Regions from separate parts of the Homo sapiens genome. Here region 2 is linked to region 1. Evidence: chromatin loops called from intact Hi-C (ENCODE). Cell type or tissue: PC-9. All regions are shown on one strand. Links, peaks and the distances in the headings refer to the core of each region. The heading gives the core; the rest is flanking DNA. Region 1 has its middle 46 kb from the start of LINC01629. Region 2 has its middle 10 kb from the start of CIPC.

Region 1 (15,130 bases), core at 2,547-10,546:
CAGCTCGTGTAGCCTGCAGTTGCCATGGTGATAGCCCTCCTTTGGCTTTCCATGGGGTGGGGGATGACAGGGAGGGTGTGAGTGTGGTGAGTGTGTCCCATTTTCCGCTCCAGGTGAGGAGAGCTTATGGAGTGGAATCCTACCCTCCTCGAGTGGGGTCTGCTCCTCCTCCCAGCTGGGACCCAGCCAGCTCAGTGGCATCGCAGCAGCTGGGAAGACTGGAAGACAGACAGGGACACTGGACTGAAGAAAGATGTCCCAGAAGGAGCACTGGAGGTGGGGGGTGGACATGGCCATTGGCACAGTTGCCAAAGGATGGAGGCCGGAACCTGGGGTGGGAGCCAAGGCATCGGGGAGCTGGGAGGAGGGACAGGCTGGAGCCTCAGAGCCTCGGAAGAGACCCGGAAAGGGTGGGCCCCTTATTTCTGCCATCCACCCAAGGAGTCTCCCACTGCGCTTCCCCAGTCAAGAGAAGGCCCCTCTGCTCTTCCAACATGATCTGTAATTTCCGGCAGACATTTGAGGCCCCTGACATCTGCATAATGTGGGCCAGTCTCTTAGCAACGGGGAACAGCTGTCTGGCATTTCCAAGATTAAACTGTAACTATACGCGGTCCTTGCCAGGGGGAGGGGGTGGGGGAAGGGGATAAACACTGCCTCCTGGCATTTTCAAACTCATTTAGCTTTTATTCATTTCCTGCCTCCAGTAAAGAGGCCAGGGATTCGGGCTGGGCTGTTACTGCCCCTGCCACCGCCGCCTGCCACGCCGCTGCCACCACCTCCGCTGCTGAGGTTGCAGATGGCTCTTCCCCCAGATCTGTTTGCATGCGGGTGGGGGAGAGATAGGAGACAGCACTCGCTCTTTTTTTGTTGTTTTTATTTTATTTTATTTTTTGTAAGTGCTGCGATCCTGGCATACTGTGTAGCTGCAGCCCAGGAAGAAAAGCCAGTGTGGCCCATCAGTTAAAGCCTCCAAGTCAGCTCGAAGCTGGATTAATTCCATCAAGCTCCGTGGCTAAAAGCTAGCTGCGTGACCTTGTGCCAAATTCCTTCACCTGCCCACACCTTCACCTCCCTGTCTGTATAAGGACATAATTCTACCCTGAGGTGGCTCTGAAGACTGTGTATGCACTCAGGCAATGGATTCATGATTAATAATTGTGGTTCTCTGCTCCTTTGGTCACCTTCCAGCCGCCATCCTCTGCTAGTGACCTCGGGCTCTGCTACTGGGGCAGAGAGACACAGGCCATTTCTCTGGGAGCTGCCACCTTGAACTCCGGTTCCCTGGGGCCCCAGGCGATGACATTTTTGCCCTGCAGTACTTAACCAGGGCTCAGCAAGCCCTAGCAGGGCCCTCTCTGTGGCTGGCCAGAGGTGTCCTCATCCCCTGGCCTGCTTGGGCCAGGCAGCTCCTGTTTCCCAATTGCTCTGCCAGCTCCTGCCACTTGGCTACAGCGCCTGAACTCGTGAACACGGTGTTTTGGTTTTGCAGCAAGAAGGAAAAATAAAAGGGCGGGTGTGGGGCCCGGACAGGAGGGTGAGAGGGAGAGAGAGGAGGAGGGAAAAACCCTCCAGCCGCCTGTGCTGGCCAGTTCCAGGAATGTGTTCTCGGACATCAGTGCCAAAGCAGTGACCCAGGCGTGGCGGCCAGGCCGGGTCTGGAGGCCTTCCCAGGAGAAGGGAGAGGCCGGCTCAGGCTCCAGGGCTGAGGCTGCCTCGCCTCCCGCCTCCCCCACGACGCCTCTGCTGACTCATCGCTGCCCCAGCTGGCAGGAGCCTTTTCTGGGGATGGCTGTTGCTAAGATTCCTTGGAGATGACTGATTGCTTCTCCTTGAGCTTTGTGAAAACATGTTTGTAGACTGCACGCAAACACACGCATGCACTCCTGGGGGCTTACACGCCTGGCCTGGACACCTGTGCATGCACGTTTATGTGTCCAAATGTGTGTGCACATGGAAGACCAGAACATGCTTCCTGTTCCCATCACCTCCGAGCGCACGTGTATGGACCAGTACACTCCCTACTCCACCCAAAAAGGGGCTGAGACACGCCAGGCTTTCCTGGCAGTAGGGGAAGCTGCCACTGTACGGGCCGCTCTCATCTGAAGGAGTTTCAGGTTGCCTTGAAACATTCTTGGCCTCTGTCCCTCCTGCCTTCTCTGGGTTTTTGGTTTGCTTCATTCTGCTGTAATGATCTAATCTTCCCTTCTCCCCAGGCCTGCCAGGTTTTTGATGTCTGGTGTTTCAGGCACTCAACTGGGAGCTGCTTGAGATCAGGCTGCCTGGCTTGGAAATGACTTGCCAAAGAGGCTCCAGGGAGTCTCAGTGCCTCTGTATCCCCCCCTCCCGCCAGGGGAGGGAGGGGACCAGCAATAGCATTCATGGAGGGGAAGTGCTGGGCCTTTCTCTGGGCTCTGCTGTTGAATGACGTGGGGGATGTTTGTTCCTCCTCTGTGCCCAGCTGAGCCTTGGCTGGGGTGAGGGTGAGGGTGCTCGGTGCTTAGCCTGCAGCCCTGGATGCCCGGCCTCCGGGGCCTTGTAGCCAGAGCTGTGTGTGACCTTGGTCACATTGGGCTCTTATTGCCTTGGTTTCCCCACCTGCTGGGCTGAAATTGGACTCCTTGCCGAGTCTTCCAGGGTTTTAATATGACAGGGCTTGGCAGGCACTTGGGCACCAGGCAAGGTTGTTTGTCACGGGTTCTTGAAGGGGTGGAGGGACAGGCAGGCCCCGTGCCAGCATGGAGCCAACACTCTTCTCTCACTAGCTCTGCTAGGCTCAGGCTCAAGTGTGGCTTCTTTAAATGGACCAACCCTGGGGGCCAGATCCCAGGAGCGCTCTCTGCTGTGATTCTGCAACTGTTGCTAGGAAAGGCTCTATACCTGGCCTCATGGGATGAGCTGTGGCCAGCCTGAATTCAGTGGGGTTGGCAAAGCTCACAGCTGCCACAAGAAAAATATCCCTCTGTGCTCAGGTCCTCATCCTAAATGAGGACAAGGCTGGCTTCAGAATTCCCGCTGCTTTTAACAGGCAATGATATGGGTGGGAACAGGGGTTGGGGGTTGGGAGGTAGAGTGGAAATTAAGAGAGTAAAGCAAATGACAAAAATAAAAGTAAGTGGCACAAAAAAATAGCTCTTTGTGGGAATGTCAGCAGCCTAATGCAAGCTCCCCAAGGCAGGAACGCTCTACTGGATGCATTATTTTGGATAGCACCACAAGAGTCTGGCAAATCGTAAACAGTCTCAAGGCGGGAGAGAACACAGCACTGTGTCCCACGGACACCAGCCTCACCACTCACGACGCATCAGCCTCTTGCCCAAGGCTCCCAGCCCACCCATGCCCCTTGCTCCAGCCTCAGGACAAAGCAGGACACCAAGCAATTTGCCCGCAGTCCTTGTTTTCACCAGGAGGTGGCAAGAACTTCCATATGAACTGCCTGCTGGTCAGGTTTGGGAATTACAAAGTCAGTCAGTAACCACAAAGCCTGTGAGATGGGAATCTCCAAAGGATGGGCTCTGGGCCCTAGCAGAGGTCTCTGAGCTGAAGTGGGCTTGCTGGGATCCACTGGTGAGGATGCAAGCAGAGAATGATCATAAGGACACATCTTTGTTGAGCTTTTAGTGCGTGCCAGGCACCTTGCTAAGTTGTTGCATGTATCCATCCATTGGATTCTTACAACCACCCTCTGAAGGAGGAAGTACCATGACCTGTATTTTCCACGTGGGAAAACTGAGGTGCAGCGATGTTAAGAAGGAGCTGGTCAGTAGAAATTTGTCTCCAGGCTGGGCGTGGTGGCTCATGCCTGTAATCCTAGCACTTTGGGAGGCCGAGGCGGGGGGATCACGAGGTCAGGAGTTTGAGACCAGCCTGGCCAATACAGTGGAACCCTGTCTCTACTAAAAATACAAAAAATTAGCTGGGCGTGGTGGCAGGTGCCTGTAATCCCAGCTGCTTGGGAGGCTGAGGCAGGAGAATCGCTTGAAGCCGGGAGGCGGAGGTTGCAGTGAGTTGAGATTGCACCACTGCACACCAGCTCGGGCGACAGTGCGAGACTCCATCTCAAAAAAAAAAAAAAGAAAAAGAAAAAGAAATTTGTCTCCAGAGCCTAACCCTTAGACACTTCCCATCATTGCTCCCTGATGATCATCATGCACGCAGTCATGGCACCAGGTGCCACCATCTTCTCCAGCGCTGCCACAGGCGGAGGAGAAACCTAAGTTCCCGTGCCGATATTCCATTTCCACGGCGCTTCTGCCTGTGACCTCTGGGAACTCACATATCAGCCAAGACAAGCCTCGTGGCAAATTTTATTAAGGTGTTCTCTCACTGAGTGACCAGAGCATGTGATTCAACCCCTTGGACCTTATCTTCTCCCTTTCTGTACAATAAGAGGCCTGTGGGGCCCCTCAGTTCCTTTGCTTTTCTGACATGCAACAATCTTAAGAAACAGCTTTCTTCAGTTCCTTTCCTTTTCTGACATGCAACACTCCTAAGAAACGGCTCTCTTCCAGGACTCCCAAGCACATTAAAGATGCAACCGATTTGCCTGGTCACAAGCACATGTGCACACACGTGAGATTCTGCGCCTATGGGTGCAAAATCCTGAACAGAGTCACACAGATGCACTATGGAACTGGGCAGGGCTTCCAACAGACTTGCATTTTTATTGTTTTTGTTTTTTTTTTTCTTTTGAGACGGAGTCTCCCTCTGTTGCCCAGGCTGGAGTGCAGTGGCACGATCTTGGCTCACTGCAAGCTCCACCTCCTGTGTTCACGCCATTCTCCTGCCTCAGCGTCCCAAGTAGCTGGGATTACAGGTGCCCGCCACCGCGTCCTGCTAATTTTTTGTATTTTTAGTAGAGACGGGGTTTCACCGTGGTCTTGATCTGCTGACCTCGTGATCTGCTCGCACTGGCCTCCCAAAGTGCTGGGATTACAGGCGTGAGCCACCGCGCCTGGCCAGGATTTTTTTTTAAAACGGAGTCTCACTCTGTCGCCCAGGCTGGAGTGCAATGGCATGATCTCGGCTCACTGCAACCTCCGCCTCCCGGGTTCAAGCGATTCTCTTGCCTCAGCCTCCCAAGTAGCTGGGACAACAGGTGTGCACCACCACGCCTGGCTAATTTTTGTATTTTTAGTAGAGACGGGGTTTCACCATGCTCGCCAGGCTGGTCTTGAACTCCTGATCTCAAATGATTCGCCTGCCTTGGCCTCCCAAAGTGTGGGGATTACAGGCGTAAGCCACCGCGCCCAGCCCACCAGGATGTTTTGTAGCGTGTCCCTCATATTGCCTGGCACAGTGCAGCCCCTAATAGGTGATCAATTTGTATTTGTGCATTGGTGGCTAGTGGAGAGCAGGTGAGTTAGGCTAACAGAATTGTTTGGTTACATGCATCCACCAACCCCATGACACTTTCAGAAACCACCATCAGGACTAAACTCCACAGTCTGCTCTCTAAGCCAGCTCCTCACTCAGTTGTCCCACCCCTACCTCCCAGCAAGTGCTAAGGCCACACCCTACATCTCCTGCTCTTCCTGTGTCTCTGCCCATCTCCTACCTTGCTTTTCCATCTCCTACATGCAGATTTGAATCCATGCCCTGAACTACTGCCTTTCCTCCCTCTCTCCTTCTTTTGATTTTCTTCTCTGAGAAGAGCCAGAGGGAGGCCTTTAAGTGGCTGTTGGAGAGGGGAGGACTTGGAGCTGGAGGCACCGAGCCCCAGGCCTGGTTGGGGGTGTCAGGTGGAGGAGGGCAGGCTCCACCCTGGCTTCTCTCCTTGCCTCTCCTCTTTCAGACCTTTCCTCCCTGAGGCCCACCTGGGGAACCAGAAATGCCAGAACTGTAACTCCACCTCTGGGATCTGCAGGGTGAGCCTGTGGTGAGTCCCCAGGTGGGTGGGGCCTGGGCGAGTGGCAAGCAAGCCTAGCAAGCCAGAGGAAAGTCCTGCAGTGTCTTTGTGTTTTGTTTGTTTTGAGACGGAGTCTGGAGTCTCACTCTGTTGCCCAGGCTGGAGTGCAATGGTGCAATCTTGGCTCACTGCAACCTCCACCTCCTGGGTTCAAGCGATTCTCCTGCCTCAGCCTCCTGAGTAGTTGGGATTACAGGCGCCCGCCACCGTGCCTGGCTAATTTTTTGTATTTTTAGTAGAAACGGGGTTTCACCATGTTGGTCAGGCTGGTCTCAAACTCCTGACCTCAGGTGATCCATCTGCCTTGGCCTCCCAAAGTGCTGGGATTACAGGTGTGAGCCACCGCGCCCAGCCAGGTCCTGCAGTGTCTACGTTCTCCTGCATCGGGGCTTCAGGATTCAGAGCCTGGAACCAATGAGGACAAAAACAAGCGCTTTTTCCATGCTCCCTTCCCAGCCCGAGGAGATGGGAAGGAAGCCAGTGTTGGGCGTGGGGTCTGCTGGTTTCTGAGTGACAAGCCTTTAGATTAGGCTGGAAATGGCCAGTTGGAAGCTCCCAGTGCTGCCTGACTTTGAACTAGGTTTGCTTGATCTGGAGCTAATGAGACACCAAAGTCTCCCTGGTGGCCGTGTAGTCTACCTGGCCCACTAACACCTTCTATGGGTGGGGGCTAAGGAGTGGCCCCCAGGCAGGACCCCAGGAAGCTGGGCTGAGCTCCTGGACAGGGGTGTGGGGGTGGGTGGTAAGGGTGGGGGTGCCTGCTGTCCCACCCAGTGGCTTGCTGGGATGAGAAGGTGTGATCTGTCCTTCCACATCACCCTCCACTCATTTCAGGCCTTTGATGGAGGCCGCCTCTGTCCTCAGGCTTATAGACCAGGACATGCACCTTCTCGGGGGTGCTTCTGCTGGCCTTGAGGCTAGGGGGATAGGACCACTGCTCTGCTCCACCCCAGCCTCCCGCCTTTACTTCCCCAGTCCCTAGGGTGGGTGCTGGAGAAGGTCCTCCTGCCACCACCCCTCATCCCACTGGCTGCGCAGCGACACCTGGTGGATCACGAGTGCCATCACAAGGAGACCCCAGAAGCCCCACACTGGCTGAGCCCTCGGTTCTAACCTCTGAGCCTCACTCAATCTCAGTCCATCCCCCCAGGGGGCTAAAACCCACCATTTCCCTCTGAGCCCAGAGTCCCAGGTACTGGGGACTGCTGGAAACAAGGAGCTGAGTCTTGGAAGGAGTCAATGTCCTATCAGACAAGGACTTTGGGGAGCCAGTCCAGGTCATAAAGTCAAGGTATTTGGCCACTAGGGTTGGATGAAGCTACCGGAAAGGTCTGGAAGGGACTGGGCCTGGGGGTGAGCCCTGGGTCAGCTCCTGGGGATTTGTGGGCACAAAGCAGATTCTGCTGCCCTCCTCAGGGCCAAATTGGAATCTGTACCAGGCCCTGAGCCTGGACTACACCCCCACTCCCCCACCCCGGGGACACACCGCGTGAACTGATTCCACACACTACTCCTGACAGCACTGCTGTCACCCAGGAGCTTGCCTGTGTGCTTTTTGTTTGGTTTTTGAGATGGAGTCTCACTCTGTCACCCAGGCTGGAGTGCAATGGCGCAATCTCGGCTCACTGCAACCTCTGCCTCCTGGGTTCAGATGAGTCTCCTGCCTCAGCCTCCTGAGTAGCTGGGACTACAGGCATGCACCACCATGCCCGGCTAATTTTCATATATTTGGTAGAGACGGGGTTTCACCATATTGACCAGGGTAGTCTTTTTTTTTTTTTTTTTTTTTTGAGATGGAGTCTTGCTCTGTCACCCAGGCTGGTGTGCAGTGGCTCGATCTCGGCTCACTGCAACCTCTGCCTCTTGGGTTCAAGCGATTCTCGTCCTCAGCCTCCCGAGTAACTGGGATTACAGGCTGCAGTCGCCTGGCTAATTTTTTGTATATTTACTGGAGATGGGGTTTCACCATGTTGGCCAGGCTGGTCTTGAACTCCTGACCTCAAGTGATCTGCCCACCTCGGTCTCCTAAGGTGCTGGGATTACAGGCATGAGTCACTGTGGCCAGCCATTGCCTATGTGTTTTTAGAACTACAGGAATAATGGGAAGAGTTTGAGCTGGCATGTCATCCACCTATTTTTCATGGTGTGACTTAGGCAGGGTCACACAGTTACAATGCAAGGGGCATCTCCCTGGAGGGGACATGGGGACAGATCACTTCCTTGTGGACTGTAGTAACCTGAGTCCATTTCACAGTAGAGCATTGCCAGGTGTCTAAATGCAGGGCGGAACAGTCACATCGTTCCTTCCTGCTGATTCTTTTGGGTGATGGGGGGTGGTCTTTTCATTATCGCTTCTCTCAGTTCCTCAGTATTGAGGACTGCTGGGGTTTGAATCTAGTTTTACAGTATTACAGTGTGGCCTTGGTTCCATAACCTCTCTGTGCCTCAGTTTCCTCACCTGTATAAAGATTGTAATGCTACCTACTTCACAGGGTTGTTATGAGGATTCCATGAGCTAAGGTATGGAAAGTGCTTAGGAGAATGCCAGGCGCATGGTCACTGCTGAGAATCATTGATAAGAATTATTTCCCCACCCCCTCAGAAGGCAGTATATGCGGGGAGTGTGTCTTAGCTTGGGCTACCATAACAAAACATCATAGACTGCATGGCTTAAACAACAGAAACTTATTTTCTCACAGTTCCAAAGGATGGAAGTCCAAGAGCAGGGGGCCAGCAGGATTGGGTCCTGGTGAGGGCTCCCTTCCTGGCTTGTGGATGGCTGCCTCCTCACTGTCTGCCCACACTGTTTCCTCTGTGCATGTCAAGAGCAGAGTATCTTTTCCCCTTCTTATAAGGCTACCGATCCTTTTGGATTAGGGCCTCACCTTTATGACTTCATTTAACCTTAATTACCTCCCAAAGGCCCTATCTCCAAATATAGTCACATTGGGGTTAAAGGCTTCAACATACAAATATTTTGGGAGGACACAATTCAGTTCATAGCAGAGTGGAACACTGATTGAAGAACTCAGGTACTGCATGTATAGCAACCAGTGACACTAAGACCCAAGTCTTCCTTGGCCCTGTGGCTGGGGCTGGTTTCTCCTGTCAGCAGCTTGAGGTAGTAGAAGGATCAACAGGGCAGATGGGCTATTCTAAGCCCCAGGTCCCTGTAATCCCAGTGCCAGGGGATGCAGATCTCCCATCATGGAGGCAAGTATTGAATGCAGAGTCCATGCTATTTCCTGGGGTAATATGTGGCTGGGCACAAAGACATTCTTTTTCAAGGCTGTCAAATTTGAGCTTGAAAAATGTGCATGCTGGCATGGGCCACGGGTTGGGTTAGGTGAGGTCCTTTCTTTCTTTCTTTTTTTTTTTTGAGACGGAGTCTCACTCTGTCACCCAGGCTAGAGCGTAGTGGCATGATCTTGGCTCAATGCAACCTCTGCCACCCGGGGTTCAAGGGATTCTCCTGCCTCAGCCTCCTGAGTAGCTGGGATTATAGGTGCCTGCCACTGTGCCTGGCTAATTTTTGTAGTTTTTTTTTTTTTTTGAGATGGAGTCTCACTCTGTCACCCAGGCTGGAGTGCAGTGGCACGATCTCGCTTCACTGCAAGCTCCGCCTCCTGGGTTCACACCACTCTCCTGCCTCAGCCTCCCGAGTAGCTGGGACTACAGGCGCCCGCCACCACGCTGGGCTAATTTTTTGTATTTTTTAGTAGAGACAGGGTTTCACCATGTTAGCCAGGATGGTCTCGATCTCCTGATCTCGTGATCCACCTGCCTCGGCCTCCCAAAGTGCTGGGTTTACAGGCGTGAGCCATCACGCCTGGCCAATTTTTGTAGTTTTTAGTGGAGATGGTGTTTCACCATCTTGGCTAGGCTGGTCTTGAACTCCTGATCTCGTGATCCATCTGCCTCAGACTCCCAGTGTGCTGGGATTACAGGAGTGAGCCACCACACCCGGCCAGGTGAGGTCCCCTCTATAAGGCTGACTACGAGATTGTCAAAGCACATGGCAGAAGAGATATGCTGGGGCTATGGGTTTCTTTGGCTAGACTATAGGTATAAACTGGCAGATTCTACCTCTCCATGTGCTCAATACCTCTCTCACAGCCCAACTTGGAGAGATGCTGCTGAAAGATTACATTACTTAGGACGGTTTCAGTTTCAAGTTACAGAAACCCAAATCCAACTAGCTTAAGCAAAAAGAGAGTTTATTAACCCTCAACTGGGCACCACCTTCAGGCACAGTTTGATCTAGGGGTTCAAACAATGTCATAGGCGTTTTATCTCCTTAGTCTCTCAGCTTTGTCTCCTTCTATGTACTGGCTTCACTCTGCACATGTGCTTTCTCTTGTGTCAGAAAGATGACAGCTAGTAGCCTTAAATTCACATCTTTCCTTCTAATAAATTCCCAGAAACATAATTTCTGTCTTTCATATATTAGGGAAGACTCTTTTTTTTTTTGAGATGGAGTCTTGCTCTGTCGCCCAGGCTGGAGTGCAGTGGTGTGATCTCGGCTCACTGCAAGCTCTGCCTCCCGGGTTCAAGCCATTCTCCTGCCTCAGCCTCCCGAGTAGCTGGGACTACAGGGGCCCACCACCACACCCGGCTAATTTTTTGTATTTTTAGGAGAGACGGGGTTTCACCGTGTTAGCCAGGATGGTCTTGATCTCCTGACCTCGTGATCCGCCTGCGTCGGCTTCCCAAAGTGCTGGGATTACAGGCATGAGCCACCGTGCCTGGCCAGGGAAGACTCTTAACTGGACCTTTAGAGGCCATGTCCACTAAAGGATCAATCAACATAGGGAGGAACCTCTGGCTGGGCAGCCAAGGTCACCTGCCTACCCTTACATTCTTGGAAGCAGGTAGGGCCCCCTGCAGAGGGAGAGAAGTTCCCCATGGAAACTAAAGGGAGTTGGATGGGGAAGCAAGTTGGCTATGCAAAGCCATCACTGCCATATTCTTCTTAGAGGGACTTCAAGTCCCAGGAGGACTTCTTTTTCTTTTTTTTGAGACGGGGTCTTGTTCTTGCCCAGGCTGGAGTGCAGTGGCACCATCACAGCTCACTGCAGCCTCAACCTCCTGGGCTCAAACGATCCTCCTGCCTCAGCCTCCCAAAGTGCTGGGATTACAGGTGTGAGCCATTGTGACTGGCTGCCCAAGAGAACATCTGTCTTCACATTGGAATGGCAGCACAGGAATGTTAAAACTTGTCAGGTCCACCCCAGCTCACTTGACAAACAAGAGGACTGAGGCCAAGGTAAGCACCTTGCTCAAAGTCATCCTTCTTTCTTCTGCAGAGGCATGACATCATTGTTGGCTCTGTGTCTAATTATTCCAGTCAAGATCCAAGTGCCTGGCCCAAGGGTTGTCTGAGAATCCCTCTTCCCCTAGAGTGGCTCAGCACACAGCCAGGAAGTGACGAGGGTATTTCAAGAGGCTCCTTATCGATTAGCCCAAGGTGTCTGGCCCAGTCCTCACCCTCCTCAGGGCCATGGGCTGGGAGCCCTCTCATCTCTCCTTTGCTAGTGGAGGCTGGGGAGACTGCGAATGGCTATCAGGACTTGAGAAGGTGTGGCTGGGAGATTGGCTACGAATGCATGGAGATTACAAAACAGGGAGATGGGTCTCCATGTGTGGTCTCTGTGATTCATCTGAGGGTCCGAAGTTCGAGCTCACCTCCTGGGGAGGAAGTGAGCATTGAAAGGCCTGGTGAATTCTGATCAACATGGGATCCTCAACCCAAATCATCTCTAGATGCTGTCTTCATTGGGCTCCTCCTCCAAGGCAGGATGTGATGTCAAGAGAGGAGCCCAGAGGGAAGGCAGCTGCTTCCTCCTTCTCACCACAGGACCACAGCTTCTCTCTTTTCATGTGTGCATGGCCACACTGGCCCACCTCACATGCTCTCCACACAAGCCACCTGCCTCCTGCTACACCCATGCCATTCATGTTCCCTTGCCACTGGAACACTGGCCCATAGAAAGCACCCATTATGGTCGGGCACGGTGGCTCACACCTGTAATCCCAGCACTTTGGGAGGCCAAGGTAGGTGGATCATGAGGTCAGGAGATCGAGACCATCCTGGCTAACCTGGTGAAACCCCGTTTCTACTAAAAATACAAAAAATTAGCCGGGCATGGTGGCGGGTGCCTGTAGTCCCAGCTACTTGGGAGGCTGAGGCAGGAGAATGGCTTGAACCTGGGAGGCGGAGCTTGCAGTGAGCCGAGATCGCGCTACTGCACTCCAGCCTGGGCGACAGAGCGAGACTCCGTATCAAAAAAAAAAAAAAAAAAAAAGAAAGCACCCATTATAGGCCAGCTATTGTTATTTATTTATTTATTTATTTTTGAGACAGAGTCTCACTTTGTTGCCCAGGCTGGAGTGCAGTGGTGCCATCTCGGCTCACTGCAACCTCCGCCTCCCGGATTCACACCATTCTCCTGCCTCAGCCTCCCAAGTAGCTGGGACTACAGGCGCCCGCCACCACGCCCGGCTAATTTTTTTTTTTTTTGTATTTTTAGTAGAGACGGGGTTTCACTGTGTTAGCCAAGACGGTCTCGATCTCCTGACCTCGTGATCCGCCCGCCTCAGCCTCCCAAAGTGCTGGGATTCCAGGCGTGAGCCACAGCCTGCTATTATTTAAATCAGTGGTCCTCAGGGTTGAATCTCCCCTAGGAAGAATTTTGGAAATGTGTGTGCCCGCATGAGCGTTGGTGGTGGTGGAAATGTTGCCTTCTCATGCAGTCATGCCTAAACATTTACATACGGAATGCAGTCATTCCTGACCATTTACATATTGAAATACCTGTTGTTTCATTTTAATATTTTTCCTTTATGATATAGTTATAATAATAATGATTAAAATATATATATATATATATATATGTATATGTATGTATATATTTTTTTTAGATGGAGTTTCACTCTTGTTGCCCAGGCTGGAGTACAATGGGGCCACCTCAGCTCACTGCAACCTCCACTTCATGGGTTCAAGTGATTCTCCTTCCTCAGCCTCCCGAGTAGCTGGGATTACAGGTGCCCACCACCACACCCGGTTAATTTTTTGTATTTTTAGTAGAGATGGGGTTTCACCATGTTGGCTAGGCTGGTCTCGAACTCCTGAACTTAGGTGATCCACCCACCTCGGCCTCCCAAAGTGCTGGGATTATAGGCGTGAGCCACCGCGCCTGGCCGATTAAAAATATTATGTCAGTAGGTAGGTTATATTAACACATTTACTTTCAGGTTGCTGTTACAAAATATTTAAAAATCAATTTTAAAGGGAATGTCATTGGGTCTCAAGGGATTGAGACCCACAGTTCTAGATGGCTGGACTTATATTGCCACTCTTTTTATTTTATTTATTTATTTATTTTGAGACCAAATCTCGCTCCGTCACCCAGGCTAGAGTGCAGCGGTGCAGTCTTGGCACACCGCAACCTCCACCTCCTGGGTTCAAGTGATTCTTGTGCCTCAGCCACCCGAGTAGCTGGGACTTCAGGCACACACCATCATGCCTGGCTAATTTTTTTTTTTTTTTTTTTTTTAGTAGAGACGGGGTTTTGCCATATTGGCCAGGATGGTTTTGAACTCCTGGCCTCAAGTGATCTGCCTGCCTCGGCCTCCCAAAGTGCTGGGATTACAGGTGTGAGCCACTGCAACTGGCCCACTCTTATTTTTAAGCAGGGCACCTTCCCCTCTGAACTTGGCACACACACACACACACACACACACATTTAAGTCCCTGTCACCAGCTACCTGCACCTTCTCTGTGCATATCTAGGACACATCTGGTCCAATTCTGTCCCCTCCCTACTCTCACCTGCCCCCAGCATTGCAAGGACAGGCCCAGACTGGTAGAACTCAATCACGTGTGCACGCAGAGAACCAGCCAGGGTACCCAGCCTCTCCTGCTGGCTGTCAGGTCTAGGAAAAAGATGATCAAGTGTGGTGGCTCATGCCTATAATCCCAGTACTTTGGGAGGCTGAGGCAGGAGGATTGCTTGAGCCCAGGAGGTCAAGACTACAGTGAGCCGTGACTGCACCACTGCACTCTAGCTTGGGGGACAGAGTGAGATTCTGTTTCAAAAAAAGAAAAAAAAAAAAAAAAGGCCTGGCACAGTGGCTCACTCCTGTATTCCCAGCACTTTGGGAGGCTGAGATGGGTGGATCACGAGGTTAGGAGTTCAAGACCAGCCTGGCCAACATGGTGAAACTCTGTCTCTACTAAAACTACAAAAACTAGCCAGGCACGGTGGCAGGCGCCTATAATCCCAGCTACTTGGGAGGCTGAGGCAGTAGAATTGCTTGAACCTGGGCGGCAGAGGTTGCAGTGAGCTGAGATGGTACCACTGCACTCCAGCCTGGGTGACAGAGGGAGATTCTGTCTCAAAAAAAAAAAAAAAAAAAAAAAAAAGATACAAATGAAAAAGGAAAAAAGATGGATGTGTGCCATGTGCGGTGGCTCACGCCTGTAATCCCAGCACTTTGGGAGGCTAAGGTAGACGGATCACTTGATTTCAGGAGTTCGAGACCAGCCTGACCAACATGGTGAAACCTTGTCTCTACTAAAAATAAAAAATTAGCTGGGTGTAGCTGTAGTCCCAGCTATTTCGGAGGCTGAGGCAGGAGAATCACTTGAACCCGGGAGGCAGAGGTTGCAGTGAGCTGAGATCACGTGCCATTGCACTCCAGCCTGGGCAACAAGGGTGAAACCCCATCTCAGAAAAAAAAAAAAAAAAGAAAAGAAAAGAAAAAGAAAGATGGATATGTTCCTAGGAAAGGCATTGCTTCTCACCACACCTTCCTACCTGCTCAGCCATCACCTCACAGTGCCAGCCATCATCCCCTCATCACCCCCTACCAAAACACCGCCTCCCCACCCCCACTCCCCACACAACTGAAACACAGCCTGGACTCTTCCAAGTCAGGTTTGTCATTGTTACAAAATGATCATTGTAAGAAAAAGGAACAAACCCATAGAGTAGAACTCACACCTACTCCTATTATCCAGAGAAAGCCCCTGCTGATATTCTGAGTTTTTTCCTCGGAAATCATACCTCTGTATTTTGTGTGTGTTTTTTTATTATTATTATTTTTTGAGATGGAGTCTCGCTCTGTTGCCCAGGCTGGAGTGCAGTGGTGCGATCTTGACTGCAACCTCCACTTCTCCAGTTCAAGAGATTCTCCTGTCTTCAGCCTCCCAAGTAGCTG
Region 2 (15,130 bases), core at 2,250-10,249, 180 kb before region 1:
AACTTTCTTTTTCGGTTGTTGGAGTAGAAAGAGACCAGCAGGTAAAGCTTTAAAGACAGCTTGAAAGTTGGGTTTGCAATAATGGAAGCAGGTGAGGGGATAATGCATACCAAGCAAAAAAGAATCAGTGAAATATGCGAAAGCATGAGGCCCTCTTAGTCCTCCGAAGGGGCAAATAAACCAAACTTCCTTGACTTTACCTACATCTTGAGCAGACAGCCATGCTGTACCAATAACTTAAGCTTCAGACAAGTATTGTAATGGAACCAAATGAATCAAGACTAATGATAGGCATAATTTTTATGATTATTTTATGCTATGATTCTATATAATTAGATATACAGAATAAGCAATTCATGAAGATTGATAGTGAATATTTTTATGTAGCTAAACCACCGTAAACGTTTTTCTTCCTTTCCTATTAATTTACCAAGATTTGTAAATCAGCATCTATTGATAGTTTACTGGTGCCACGAATTCTTTAACCTTCACTCACTTTACTCTCTTTACTCTTGGTTGGAGTAAGGACCCTATGATGGATGGGGTAAGGACCCTGTGATGGATAGTGGGTTCTGAAGCACCTATTCTTCTTGCTGTAGGGTCCTTTCCAATTCAAGTTCTCCCCAGTACCATTGTGGTCTAGGTTCGGTTTCCTACCACCACAACCAGCAGGGGGAGACATGCGCCCTTAAATCCTACATTTAGGGACTTGCGAATGTTTCTTTTTTTTTCCCATCTACTTCTTGAAATTGTAACCTGCCTATCCGTGTGAGGATTTGAGTTTTTAACCCTGCCTAGGATACCATGAAGAGTCAGCCATGGGCCGAGTTTTATTTGAAGATATTTTAAGTGTATTATGTTATACAATTTAAAATATTTATAAACGATTGTTTAATAATTGTTGAATTTAAAATTAAAGTCATTTAAAAATATTTAAAAGTGGGCCAGGCGCAGTGGCTCACACCTGTAATCCCAGCACTTTGGGAGGCCAAGGCGGGCAGATCACTAGGTCAGGAGTTCAAGACCAGCCTGGCCAACGTGGTGAAACCCCGTCTCTACTGAAAATACAAAAATTAGCTGGGCATGGTGGCATGCGCCTTTAATCCCAGCCACTCAGGGGGCTGAGGCAGGAGAATTGCTTGAATCCAGGAGGCGGAGGCTGCAGTGAGCTGAAATTGTGCCACTGCACTCCAGCCTGGGTGACAGAGCGAGACTCCGTCTCAAAAAAAAAAAAAAAAAAAATTTAGAAGTAATTAAAATAGTGTAATAGGAGACGGTGAAAGTCAGTGATCTAGTTTCAAATTCCAGCTCCTATCAATATCATTTTACAAAAGAAGGGTCATTTTGATATCTTTTCCGTATACACAGAAGGGAAGATAGGACATAACCTCACAATTTAAAAATAGAATAATTTCGGGTGTATGAAAAACTTAAAGCTTTTAGTCTTATTTTTCCAGTTTGGCTGAAGACTGGTGAAAACATCACCACAAGGACTGGCAACAGTTCTTGGACTGGTGTTTGGGAACCATTGATTTCATTTTCCTGAACCTCAGTTTGGCCGTCTGTAAAATAGTTATCCTGTAGTTTGAATCTAGCATCTAGCATTATTGGTGCTGATCACTTCATAAGTCTTTAAATAGGATTTGATGGAGTGGTAAGTGTGTCTCATGGGTCAGTGAGAGAAGAGAGGGGCTCCAGCCTGTGTGGGCAGGGGGATCTACAGGTGCCAGATGGCAGAGGCAGAGGCCAGTGATAGTGGGATGTATGACCTTTTTTCCCTTAGCAGTCAGGTAACAAGGCCCTCACCAGCCAGACTGGTTCTTGGCTCATATTTTAGGGAAGTATTTGGCAGAGCAGGTACACTAAAAGGGTAATATTCAGGTTATGGTCAGGCTGTTCATATACAGGTGAAGGTTTTGATTTTAGAGACAGTGTAAACCCTTCCCACATAGCCCTCTGTCTTCTTGCTGATACTTGAAATTCCTTTAAGGAATTGCTTGACACCAAGATACTCTAGAACCCAAGACAAATTCTTCCATAACAACACGTAGTGCTTATTATTTGCCAGATGCTGTCCTAAGTGATTTGCCTACATTTATTCATTTAATCCTCCCACTGTCTATGAGATGGGTGTAGTATCATTATTTTCTTTTTACAGAGCAGGAGGCTCAGATATGGAGGCCCACGTCACTTGCCAAGGTCACCCGTGGTAAGTGGTAGAGCCAGGATTTGAATTCCAGAGTCCTTGCCACTTTGCTTGACAGCCTCCATGTTAAAGTGGAAATGGGTAATATCTCAGCCTTTCCTGCTATGCTAAGGAGGAGGCCAGTGGGGAGCTAGAAGCACTATGAGGAATAAAAATAAAATCTTAAGCCCTTCAGCTAACTGGAATGACCCCCTCTTGGCCAAGCAGTCCCCAGAGAAACCCTGAAAACTGAATGTCTGGCCGTGATGGGGAGAGAGGTCAGACACGCCTTAGTATGCCCCTTCCTTATTAATCTTTAACCAGAATTATTTCCTAAAGAGTAGGCAGAAACCAGCTTTAGAAAACAAGAAATGGACACCCCATTCCTTTATCCCTATTAGCCAGTCACCTGAGGTAGTGACTGCACTCCCCCACCCTCTTTACAGTTTCAGGGTGACAGCTTGCCAGTTTCACAAAGCATCCCTTCCTAAAAACTGACCACCATTGCTGGACTAGTTTTGGCTGACTCATGGAGGATGTGCAGCGAGGATTTTTGTGTCCTCTGCTTCACCTTTTGATGTCAGAGTAAAACTGCCTTTGCAAAGATTATGACGGTAAGAGAAGTCTAACATGGCTGACTCCATCTTGGTTTTGCCTCATAGGCTGGCTGTCCTCACTCATTCCTGGGTGTAGGCCAAGCTAACCATGGGAGGCATTTAGTTTATAATTTAACTTTGAAGCAAGAATGATAATAGGCCCTCCATGAAACTAACCCCCTCTTTGCTAGAAGGGGGTTACTGAAACCACTTTTGTGAAAGTAATGAAAAGGGACCGAAACCACTTTGGTAAAAGTAATGAAAAACCACAAGATTGGGATTATGGGATGGACCTGAATTCTGCTAAAATATATGTATAATTAAATGATAACAAGCCATGGCTGGGCGTGGTGACTCATGCCTGTAATCCCAGCACTTTGGGAGGCCGAGGTGGGCAGATCACCTGAGGTCGGGAGTTCGAGACCAGCCTGACCAAATGGAGAAACCCTGTCTCTAATAAAAATACAAAAATTAGCCGGGCATGGTGGCGCATGCCTGTGATCCCAGCTACTCAGGAGGCCGAGGCAGGAAAATCACTTGAACCCAGGAGGCGGAGGTTGCGATGAGCTGAGATAGCGCCATTGCACTCCAGCCTGGGCAACAAGAGCGAAACTCAGTTTCAAAAAGAAAATAAAAATAAAAATGATAACCAGCCATTGTTTCAGAAGTCACAAAATTTGTAACTTCCCCAAATGCTCCTATAGGTAATCACTATTTTAGAACCTAAGATTGGTCTTTTGAGATGTTTTTCAGACTTTTGCATTCTGGCAACTCATTGACTTCAATCGGATCTGTGACTCAGGAATCAACCAGTCCTGTGGGCCCCCTACCCAGAACTCAGCACACAAGGACTAATTTTCCACACCCCTATGATTTCTGCCCCAACCAGTCAGCAGCACCCATTCCCTAGCCCCCTGCCCACCAAATTATCCATAATATTATTGCCTCTCAGTTCTCAGGAAAACTGATTTGAGTAATAAACTCCCATCTTCTGCTTAGCTAACCCTGCAATAATTAAACTCTTTCTCTACTGCAATACTGCTGTCTCAGTGAATTGGTTTTATCTGTGCAGTAGGTAAGAAGAACCTGTTGGGCAGTTACAAGAGGGCCAAAAACTCTACTCTTGGACCATGCTAACACCACTACTTTTTTTGAATATAGGACTCAGGAAGAAATGTGAAGCTCAATTGCATATATGGTTGTTTCTCCTTTCATAAATATTCATGATTCCTGTAGCTGACTGAATATTATATATTTGGCCATGCAGCTAAGCATAAATTTCTGTTTGCTTTAGCCTTCCCTTGAAGTGATTGCTCTTAGCTTCTTCTGAAGGTTACACTTCCCAGCCTGTGGGCCTGCAGGCTGCAACCTTTTATGAGAAATAAAGCTCTCCCTTCCAGATTTATGAAATTCATGATTCTTTAGTTGACAATTAGGTAACAGGCACTTGTGTGGAAAGGAGGATGCCACGAATGGGGGCTGGGCACTGTAAAAGCATACTACAGAAAATGCCTCCAGCTGGTCATCTTTTTCTCTGTACATCATAGAGATAATTGAGGTGTGTGTGTGAGTGTGTGTGTGTGTATGTGTGTGTGTGTTGTATGCTGATTTCAACCCACATACCTGCCCAAACTATTCAGAAGCTGCCTTGTACCTGTTAGACCCTCATCCTGAATCTTTTTAGTGGAAAGACTTTTAAAGTATTTCCCCCAAAAGAGCATAAGGAACTTCACCCTAAAATATGGCTCCTAGATATAATGAGTATTTTGAGTTAAAAGCCCTTAGAGATCAACAGATGTTGGAAAAGACTTTTCCCTTATCTACATAAAGATTGGATAGACCCTACAAGGAGAACAATTGTTTCCCAGCCCCTGCCCCTTATTATCTATTTTCTTTTCGTTTATTTTTTGAGACATTGTCTTGCTCTGCCACCCAGGCTGGAGAGCAGTGGCATGATCTCAGCTCACTGCAACCTCTGCCTCCTGGGTTCAAGCAATTCTTCTGCCTCAGCCTCCCGAGTAGCTGATATTACAGGTGTGTGTCGCCACATCCAGCTAATTTTTGTTTTTTGTATTTTTAGTAAAGACGGGGTTTTACCATGTTGGTCAGGCTGGTCTTGAACTCCTGACCTCAAATGATTACCTACCTCAGCCTCCCAAAGTGCTAGGATTACAAGCGTGAGCCACCTTGAATTTTTTTTTTTTTTTTTTTTTTTTTTTTTTTTTTTTTTGAGACAGAGTTTCACTCTGCCACTTAGGCTGGAGTGCAGTGATGTGATCTTGGCTCACTGCAACCTCCATCTTCCTGGGTTCAAGCAATTCTCATGCCTCAGCCCCCTGAGTAGCTGGGATTACAGGCATGCACCACCACACCTAGCTAATTTTTGTATTTTTAGTAGAGACGGGGTTTCATCATATTGGCCAGCCTGGTCTCAATCTCCTGGCCTCAAGAGATCTGCCTGCCTCAGCCTCCCAAAGTGCTGGGATTACAGGCATGAGCCACCGTGCCTGGCTTCCTCCTCTTATTATCTATTGCAGAAAAGACCAAGAATGTAACCACACCTGAACAGACTCTTTCACAAGATGATGTCTCTCTTGCAGACTCACTCAGACAACCATTTAGAAATTAATCTCTGTTCCTCAATCCATTCATTCTCCCTAGCAACCATTTATTGCCAATCAACAGAATTACCTGTATTCCCTATCTCCCCCCTCCACCTGAAATAAGGCTATATGGACCCCATTGGGCAGTGGGGTAAGCACTCTGTGGTTCTCCCTGTTTGCACATTAATACATTTGTACGCCCTTTCTCTAATCTTCTTTTGTGAGCTGATTTTTTTGGCAAACTTTCAGAGGTCGAAGGGGAAGGTTTCTCTTTGCCCCTATACTCCTTCCCCAACTAAATACGAAGTCGTCTATTTATTGAGATGAGAGTCTCTTTGTCACCCAGGCTGGAGTGCAGTGGCATGACCTGGGCAATAGTGCAGCCTTGACCTGGGCTCAAGCAATCCTCCTGCCTCAGCCTCGCAAGTAGCTGGGACTACAGGTGCATGCTGCCACACCCAGCTAATTATTTTTTAAAGATGGGGCCCTCCTATGTTGCCTAGGCTGGTCTTGAATTCCTGGCCTCAAATGATCCTCTCGCCTTAACCTCCCAAGTAGCTGGGATTACAGGCACAAACTACCATGCCCGGCTTTGAAGTCTTTGATTTAAACTCACACCTTCTCTCTCTCTAGGCCACCCAGAAAGCTGTTCACTTGCCCCTTTGTGTGGAAGCATTTGATTTTTGGCTTGGAGGTTTGCCTTGGCTTCATATCTTGCCTCATAGGTTTACCTCCCTTCTGTCAACAGCCTTTGGATCCCAGTTGAGTTCACCAGCATGGGATTAACAAAAGACAGGGAACACAGACCACCACAGCAGAAAGCCCAATGGAATTGGAGCTCTTTAGTGGAACTTGTTGCTTCAGTAATAGGAAGCTGACTACAAAGACCAAGATTAGGAATAGCCTCCATATAGAAATTATTTACAAAAATTGAGTACTTTGTGTCTTGTAGCTTGATCTAGACTGGCTTGTTTTGTAATTTCTTGCGTACTTCTCTGTCTCCCTCACTGGAGTCTAAACTCCTTAAGGGCTGGGATTATATCTTAATGGTTTTCTCCCACAAAGTAAATTCTGCATAGTAGATGTTCAACTAACTTGCTATCAGTGGGACCCAAACTTCCTGAACATTTAACAGTGGGCTCACATATCACTGAAAGGACTCCAGAGAAGGAAAAGACACCATGAAGGAGGGGAGTGAGTAGCTTCCGTGGGCACAGGTGCACAGGAGCTCGTCCCTATTCTTTTGTCAGTTCCCTGACATGCTCCACTCTCTGCCACCTCCAGGCCTTTTGCACACACCTGTGTATGGCCACTGGGGAAAGGAGGAATGAAAGTAACTGTGACTCCCACAGGTTTTGCTCTACACTTGTCATTCTGGCAAAGAAATCCCAGAGCCTGCATTGTTCCTCCCACCCCTCTGAGTCATTGGAGGGTCTTTTCCATTCTGAAATTTACTCAAGAATGCTCTTGAATCCTCCTCCTTTATGTTTGATTTGGCTCATGGCTGACTCTATTTGGAATTCCATGAAGAATCTTATAAAACCTAGTAGTCAGTAGAGATATAGTGGCTGTACTTTGCAGACCGAGATATACCCAAGAATGTCATATGCCAGTACTCCTCTCTCCAGCCCCAGGGAGTCTGGATGGGCCTTTGTCAAGTTTCACTTCACAGGATTGGCCAGCTGGGCTTGTTTAAGTCAGCACCAAAACAGGTTAAACAGGCTCCATATGTTGGGTTGAAGCCACGCCCAGTTGTTCGTCAGAACTACCTGGTTGATTTTATCTCGATTCAGAATCTGCTTTCTTCACAGCCAATTGCCTGATTGCAGAGTCTAAGGTCTCAAAATTAAATCTCAAACAGGAGACTGAAAAGCAAGCAGTCAATTTGCAAAGACTTAAATATAATATTGCGGTGGGGATGGGGCATGTTGAGACTCAGAAAACAACACCCCAAACTGAAGGCCTCAGAAAGCAGCCTCAAAAGCAAAAGTTTTTCTCTGACCTTCTCCTGCCCTCCTGTCTCTCTATCCCATTCTGTCCCCAGGCCAGCCATAGAAACTAGAATCCCTCTTCCCCAAGGCGGGTCAGAGAAACAGAACCCCTTTTCTCCAAACCATAAAACCTAAAAATAATTTTCCTTCCACCTTGCTGTGTAAAAACTGTCCATAAAGAAATTACCTGACTACCTTGTTTGACTATAGCTCATAAGAGCCCCCATTCCAGAGAGGGTCCTGCCCCATACCCAGAAGGAAGGAGTGCAGGCTCAGAGAGGCTGAGAAAAATCTAGACAAACAAGGCTCGCTGGGTTTCCCCACTCAGTCTGGTAGCATTTGATCACAGTCTTTTTTGTCCAATCATATTTCTGCCTGGCTGTCCATACTTTCTTGGACCTAAGCACAAAAATGAACAATTTTCCCTGTATCTTTGGGTCGTCTTTCTGAAGTCTCCTGTGTACACATGTTAAATAAATTCGTGTGCCTTCTCTCCAATTAATCTGCCCCTTGTCAGAGATTTTCAGCAAACCTCCTAAGGATGATGGGGATGTTTTCCCTTGGCCCCTACAGGCATATATTCTTTTTTTTTTTTTTTTAATCTGTGTGTGTGGGGAGGTCCTTTTGAAAATTCAAATGAAAAAGATGAGTCCCCTTACACTTCCAAATTTGCAGTGGAATTTAAATTTATTTATTTATTTTTTTGAGACAGGGTCTCACTCTGTGGCCCAGGCTGAGTGCAGTGGTGCAGTCTTGGCTCACTGCAACCTCTGCCTCCCAGGTTTAGGTGATCCTCTCACCTCAGCCTCCCAAGTACCTGGGACCACAGGCTCATGCCGCCATGCCTGGCTAACTTTTTTTTTTTTTTTTATAGAGGCGGGGTTTTGCCATGTTACCCAGGCTGGTCTCGAACTCCTGAGCTCAAGCGATCAATCCTCCCTGGGCTCCCAAAGTGCTGAGATTACAGGTGTGAGTCACTGCACTTGGCCTGCTCTCTTTTTCTTGCTTAACATCAGAGTAGCTTTCACACATTTTTTTATTCATTCTCCAACATTGTGTTTTTAGCCTAAAGACAGTGATGTCAATACCTACAGTTGAGCGGAGTCGTTACAAGGCAGCTTATGTGTCTAAAGTGTCTTGGAAATCCTGTGCAAACAAATGAGCATTTTCCTCAGGTATGAAAAAGGGTGATTTATTCACCCAGAACTTGGGGTTTCTTTAAGATGTTGAGTATCCTTTTTAAGATTTAAAGGGCTGCTTTTTTCTAGTAAAGTCTCATCCCAGCTGGCATCACGGGACACGCTGATCTGGAGCTGTTATTGAACTGATGGCCATTCCCATGCAGAACGATGGTACGTTTGGCCTCCTGCTTTGTGGACAAGTATAATGGGATAACCCACAGGATTTACCCACAAGGTAAATCCAAGAAAATTCACTGCAATGTCTTGTGCTAATAGTTTAATGAAATTGAAATTCTCCCTCCAGCAATTTCTGACAGGGCATGGGGATTTTCTCCGGTGTCACCATACTTCAGCAGGAGTGACTGTGTCATCCAGGTGCAGGTATTCTTGGTTGTCCTTTACCTGTTGTCTCTTCTTGTCACACATAGCTAAGAAAGCAGATGATAGGTTCATCTCTATTACATGGGGAATTACCAAGTGGTTGCCTAGCAACTCACACAGCACAGTCAACATGGTCTCTGTTGTGGAATGTAGAGTGGTTAGCTTTCTTTTCAAGAATGTATTTCCATACTTCTTTTGGGTTTCTAGAAAAGAAGGTACATTTCCTGGATTTGAGGTTAGTAAAATGGACTTTTGTATTGCTTTTCCCAGTATTTATTCTATAGTAGGCCATTATTGTAACAAACAACAATTATCTGATCAAATCATTAATACAGCAATTGTTTCACTTTCATTCAATTCAGTAAGCATCTTCTATGTGCCATATACCCTACTAGACACTGTAAGGAATTATAAGGATGCACAAGTGTGGTCCCTGGTCTCAGGGAACCTAAAATTTAGTGTAGATGGTTATATGTTTAATAGATGTGTATAACTCACTTGTTTACGCATGCGAAACACATAGCTATATATGTATGTAAAATAAAGGTATCTTTATTTGGAAGAGTTCCTTTGTGTTTGATCAAAGGAATTTTTGCTTGTATTTAGATTACTGCCTTCATAGCTTACAGCTGCAATCAGTTCAAAAAGCTGTAATCAAAAATTGTAATCACTTTTAAGACATAGCTCCTATTGGAATCTAAGTAATTAGCAGCTCTTAAACAGCTCTTGTTGGAATATGCCTCTGCCGCTGCTGATGTTATCAGATAGGATGGTGCTGCTCAGTGTCTGCACTGCAGTCTTTCTGCATAATTGCTGCTGTGGCATTCACAGCTCCCTGCTTCTATTTCACACATTCCAGTTTAAAAGAAGCCCCTTGTCTTTCTTTGTCTACTTTGTAACCATGCAGCTGCCTCTCTCCCCTTGAAGAGGGACTTTGGCATGTCCCAACTCTTGCGTTAGGGAATCCTTTGATTACTTCAGCTAACTTCTTTTCCACTGGAAAGACAGTTGCTAGACAGAGCCTGGGACTTGACTAGCGCCTTTCCCGTGAATTGACTCATCTGGTGAATTGTGGCATCTTCATCCTCAGGAAGGTGCCAGGACATGGAGTGAAGTAAGTGTCCCTTGATGCAGCTGGTGCCTATTCGTTAGATTCTCCTCCTGAGTGAACTGTACTGAGACTCCACTAAGGAAAGAGGAAGCTTTTGTGGATAGTTGTGCCACAGCCCCAGAATTCTCTTCCACCATTTTGGCTAGCGCTCTTTAGTTTCTCTGCTTGCCTTCCCAGTCCCTGTGCAGGGCCTGCCCCTTGATCGTTTTCTCCGCCGTCCAGTTCCCTTAGATCCCTTGAGAAATCATTTGGACCTCTTGCCTTCACACAGAGCCCCTGACCTTTGCTTCCCAATACAATGTCAGCTAGAAGGAAGAGGACAAAGGGTAGAAGGGGACTGTGTGAGACCAAACATTGTACAGACGTTTTCCTTAAGCTTCCTCATTTCATCCTCATAACCACTTCTCCCTAGCTCTTCACAGCCCCATTCCACACATGAAGCTCAAAAAAGTGCTACACAGATTGCTCTAATGAGTACTGCCACAGTCTCCTGTCTCAAGTCAGTTTTTCACTTACGATCAAGCTAACCAACATTTACTGTGTACTGTGTCCCTCCCAAGGGTTAGGAGCACAGTAAAGCATATATAAGGCCCAGTCTCTTCTCTTAAGGAGTTCCCAGAATGGTTTTATAAGTGCTATAAGAAAGATTTGGGAACACAAATAGGAGATCAGTTAGTTTAGGTAAAGGATGGGAGATCAGGAAGAGACACTTAGCCATTTAGATCTGGAAGGTTGGCTAACAAGAGAGGGCTCTCTATTTACCTTTAAAAATGGGCCTAGGGCTGGGTGCAGTGGCTCACGCCTGTAATCCCAGCACTTTGGGAGGCTGAGGCGGGCGGATCACCTGAGGTCAGGAATTCGAGAACAGCCTGGCCAACATGATGAAACCCCGTCACTAATAAAAATACAAAAAAAAAAAAAAAGGCCGGGCGTGGTGGCTCACGCCTGTGATCCCAGCACTTTGGGAGGCTGAGGCAGGTGGATCACAAGGTCAGGTGTTCAAGACCAGCCTGGCCAACATAGTGAAACCCTGTCTCTACTAAAAAAATAAAAATAAAAATAAATAATTAGCTGGGCGTGGTAGCAGGCGCCTGTAATCCCAGTTACTTGGGAGGCTGAGGCAGGAGAATTGCTTGAACCTGGAAGGCGGAGGTTGCAGTGAGCTGAGATCGCACCACTGCACTCCAGCCCGGGCAACAGCGTGAGATTCCATCTCAAAAAAAAAAAAAGTAGCTGGGTGCAGTGGCGCACAGCTGCAGTCCCAGCTACTCGGGAGGCTGAGGCAGGAGAATCGCTTGAACCCAGGAGCGGGAGGTTGCAGTGAGCCGAGATTGCGCCACTGCAGTCCAGCCTGGGTGACAGAGTGAGACTCTGTCTCAAAAAAAAAAAAGAAAAAAAAAGGCCTAGAAAAAGCTGGGTGTTGGCCAGGCATGGTGGCACACGCCTGTAATCTCAACACTTTGGGATGCCGAGGCAGGCGAATCACCTGAGGTCAGGAGTTCAAGACCAGCCTGGCCAACATGGTGAAAGCCCATCTCTACTAAAAAATACAAAAATTAGCTGGGTATGGTTGCAGCCGCCTATAATCCCAGCTACTTGGGAGGCTGAGGCAGGAGAATCGCTTGAACCCGGGAGGCGAAGGTTGCAGTGAGGTGAGATCAAACCATTGCACTCCGGCATGGGCAAGAGAGCAAGACTTTGTCAAAAAAAAAAGAAAAAAAGGAAGAAGGGAAGGAAGGAAGGAAGGAAGGAAGGAAGGAAGGAAGGCGGGAAGGAAGGAAAAGCTGGATGCAGTGGTGAATGCCTGTAGTCTGAGACCAGGCTGGGCAACATAGCAAGACCTCATCTCTAAAAATAATAATAAATAAAATAAAAATTAATGATGGACCCAGAGCAGAGATCTGTTGCCCTTTGATGTTGGGAAATCCTTTATTGCTTGAATCTAAATCCTTTATGCTGCAGTTTACACCGTATTTCCTCTCGTTTCAACTTCAGTTAAAATAGCGAAAATCTGGCCTAATACCCTAGTCACTCAGAGGTTTTTTAGCAAGTCATATCTGGCTCACTACCCTAGCATAGAAAAGAAACTATTTTCCTCTCACCCCAAAACCCTGCAGCTAGACTTTTCTAGCTGCTGCACTATGAACAGTTTCTAAGAGATTCCTCCCACTAGAGCCTTCCCTAGAAGGGTGGAGGTGGGCAGGGCAATCAGCGAATCGGGCGGCCTGCCCCAGATAACTGCACTTGGAAAGAGTCTGCATTGTAAGCATTTCTCATGGTGTCTTCACTGAAGACAGAATTTTTGAAGTTAAATGACATATGAAAGACAGGAATAAAGTACAGTGTCTCACAACATCCTGTAAGAGATTTTTACCAGCCTATGGGTCATATTAACCAAGGAGGTCATATTGACATCCAGACCTAAATTTCATTAGCTCTGGTCTCCTACTGAAGGTCTATAGAACTTGCTAGCCATCCCCTCGCCCTGCTAACTCACCCTTAGTTATTTCTGGGAGACCCCCGAACTATCTCCCATAGGTTCATAGGCAAATCCACTATGTTCTTCCCCTTCAGCCTCCCCATTCCTGGTCTGCTATTCACAAGCTCCTTAAAAGGGGGTACCTCATCAGTGTCTGTGGCCTCCATAAGAACATTGTTCTTGCAGTGGTCACTCCTGTTGCCCTGCTGGGAACAGCATTCTCTCCCTTCTCTCCTGGGGCCACTCTAAGCCAGCAGGTCACCAAAGTGGAGGGTGGGATAGGGCAGCAGGGACCTCTCACAGACTGGCTGCACTTCGTTAAGTGTGTTGTGAAGCAAAGCTGCATATATCTTTAGTTGCACAAAGCCTCACACAGTTACTCCTCTTTCCATTTATCGCCCCTCACGCTTCCCTCACAGGGGCTGGAAATGAGTCTCTCAAACCATCATGGAAGATAACAGCTCATCAATACCTTCCAGTACACTTATCTTTCTCCCCAGAGAGCTCTGAACCCAAACAAAACAACTCCCACAAAACCAAACAAATAAAACTCAAAACCCTCTTCAATTCAAGATAGCAAAACTATGTCAATTGATGCAAATACTTAACAATACTTGGGTGGACAGAAATGAGAAGGTTGGTGATGTTTTGTACACTCCATCCCATAATTCATAAAACCCAGGAATAGTGGGGGTTTCTCATATAACTTGAAAAGGAAGTCAACTTATTTGCATAAGAAACATAATGCATGAAAGCTCTCATCTCATTGGCAATCTGTGAGAACGCAATCCTGGGAGAAATCTGCAATGGTTGTAGTCCAAAATTTAACAGTGCTTTGTCAAATGGACTTCTTGCTATACAAGAATTTTCTCTGTAGGTGCTAAGAAACATCCACTGCACCCTACTCCAAAATAAACACACAGAAATTAAACTCTTTCAATCCAGATAACACAAAAGACAAAGATAGAAATGGGATTGCCCTAAAAGTAGACTTCACAGTATGGTGGACAGAGCTCAGGATGTGGCATTAAAGGTCTTAGTCGAATCCAGGCCCTGCCACTTACAAGCTGGAATCCCCCGAGAAAGTCCCTTTCCCACCAGGCACGGTGGCTCACGCCTGTAATCCCAGCACTTTGGGAGGCCAAGGCAGGTGGATCACGAGGTCAGGAGTTCGAGACCAGCCTGACCAACATGGCGAAACCCCATCTCTACTACAAATACAAAAATTAGCCAGGCATGGTGGCACATGCCTGTAATCCCAGCTACTCAGGAAGCTGAGGCAGGAGAATCGCTTGAACCTGGGAGGCGGAGGTTGCAGTGAGCTGAGATCGCACCACTGCACTCCAGCTTGGTTGACAGAGCGAGACTTCCTCTCAAAACAACAACAACAAAAACAAAACAAAAAAAAACCTGTAGAAACTTGCTTTTGTGGTCTAAGTATATTCTTAGTTTAAAACCAAAGTGTTTTGTTACTACTGCTATTTGTTTAAACATCTCTGTTTCAACATTAGCTTTAGCCACAGAGAGTATCTGGGACCAGAAACACAGGATCTCTATTAAAAGAACACGAAACGTCACTTCCACACGACCTGCAATTTCTAGAATGGAGAGAAAGCTTCAGTAAACATTCAGTAATAGCATGCAACAAAGGCAAGTAAAGGCTGTGATAGAACACTGGCATGGTGTTCTTAAAAGAATAATATTATTTGTCCTGTATTTAGCCAACATAAGGATGTATTGCTCTTGTTTTCTCATGGTGGGAGATATGAAGTTATGAAGAGATAGTTACTGGATCAAAATAGAAGAAATGATGCCTGGCAGCTAGAAAAAAATATTCATGTGCATTGATTACACAATAAACAAGTAAATACGTAAGTAGCTCTTCTTTACCCATTATTCTAAATCTTCAGTGATAAATCACTATACTTCACAAGGATCTATGAATTTTGCAATGTATTAATTTTAAATTAATTAATTTATTTTTTATTTTCATTTATTTATTTTTTTGAGACAGAGTCTCGCTCTGTTGCCCAGGCTGGAGTGCCATGGTGTGACCTCGACTCACCGCAACCTCTGCCTCCTGGAGTGGATTCTCGTGCCTCAGCCTCTCAAGTAGCTGGGACTGCAGGCACACACCAGTATGGCTGGCTAATTTTTTGTATTTTTAGCAGAGATGGGGTTTTACCATGTTGCCCAACTGGTCTCAAACTCCTGGGCTCAAGTGATCCACCCACCTCGGCCTCCCAAAGTACTGGGATTAGAGGTATGAGCCACCACACCGGGCCTAATTTGTTTATTTTTATTATTTTTATTTTTTTGAGACAGGGTCTTGCTCTGATGCCCAGGCTGGAGTGCAGTGGTATGAACATGGCTTACTGCATCCTCAAACTCCTGGGCTCAAACAATCCTTCTGCCTCAGCCCCCCAAAGTGCTAGGATTAATTTGTTTATATAGACAGGAGGAGTTCCAGAAAAAACATTTTCCTGGGGTCTGACGTACCTTAAGGGTGGTCTTGACCACTACCTGGCCAACAGTGCCATGGATTTCAAAGATATTAGAATACATTAAAAACATGGATCTTAGAATAGATGTAATGCAACATT

The links. A loop is a pair of places that touch in the nucleus more often than their neighbours do. Peaks named below come from ENCODE experiments on the same cell type or tissue, not always from the same donor. Only the 100,000 strongest peaks of a DNase experiment are listed, where the experiment ranks them.
Region 2: it touches region 1 in a loop (4-fold over the local background); 27 of 110 quality-filtered maps call a loop at or near these places.

The regions. Positions count from the first base shown.
Region 1 is chr14:76,905,594-76,920,723 of GRCh38, reverse strand. No RefSeq gene overlaps it. Among named protein-coding and RNA genes, the nearest start is that of LINC01629, 46 kb to the left of the region's middle. RefSeq lists silencers at 1,601-1,751, 3,244-3,538 and enhancers at 2,130-2,189, 1-2,426, 11,812-11,871, 15,111-15,130. In PC-9, for the core only: CTCF peaks have their summits at 3,181, 3,397 (motif pointing right), 6,823 and 7,037; DNase peaks (open chromatin) are centred at 3,423, 5,843, 7,019 and 7,363; H3K4me3 peaks cover 861 bases; H3K27ac peaks cover 3,013 bases.
Region 2 is chr14:77,080,409-77,095,538 of GRCh38, reverse strand. No RefSeq gene overlaps it. Among named protein-coding and RNA genes, the nearest start is that of CIPC, 10 kb to the left of the region's middle. In PC-9, for the core only: no CTCF peak of the experiment used is centred there; DNase peaks (open chromatin) are centred at 7,098 and 9,038; H3K4me3 peaks cover 1,127 bases; H3K27ac peaks cover 1,994 bases.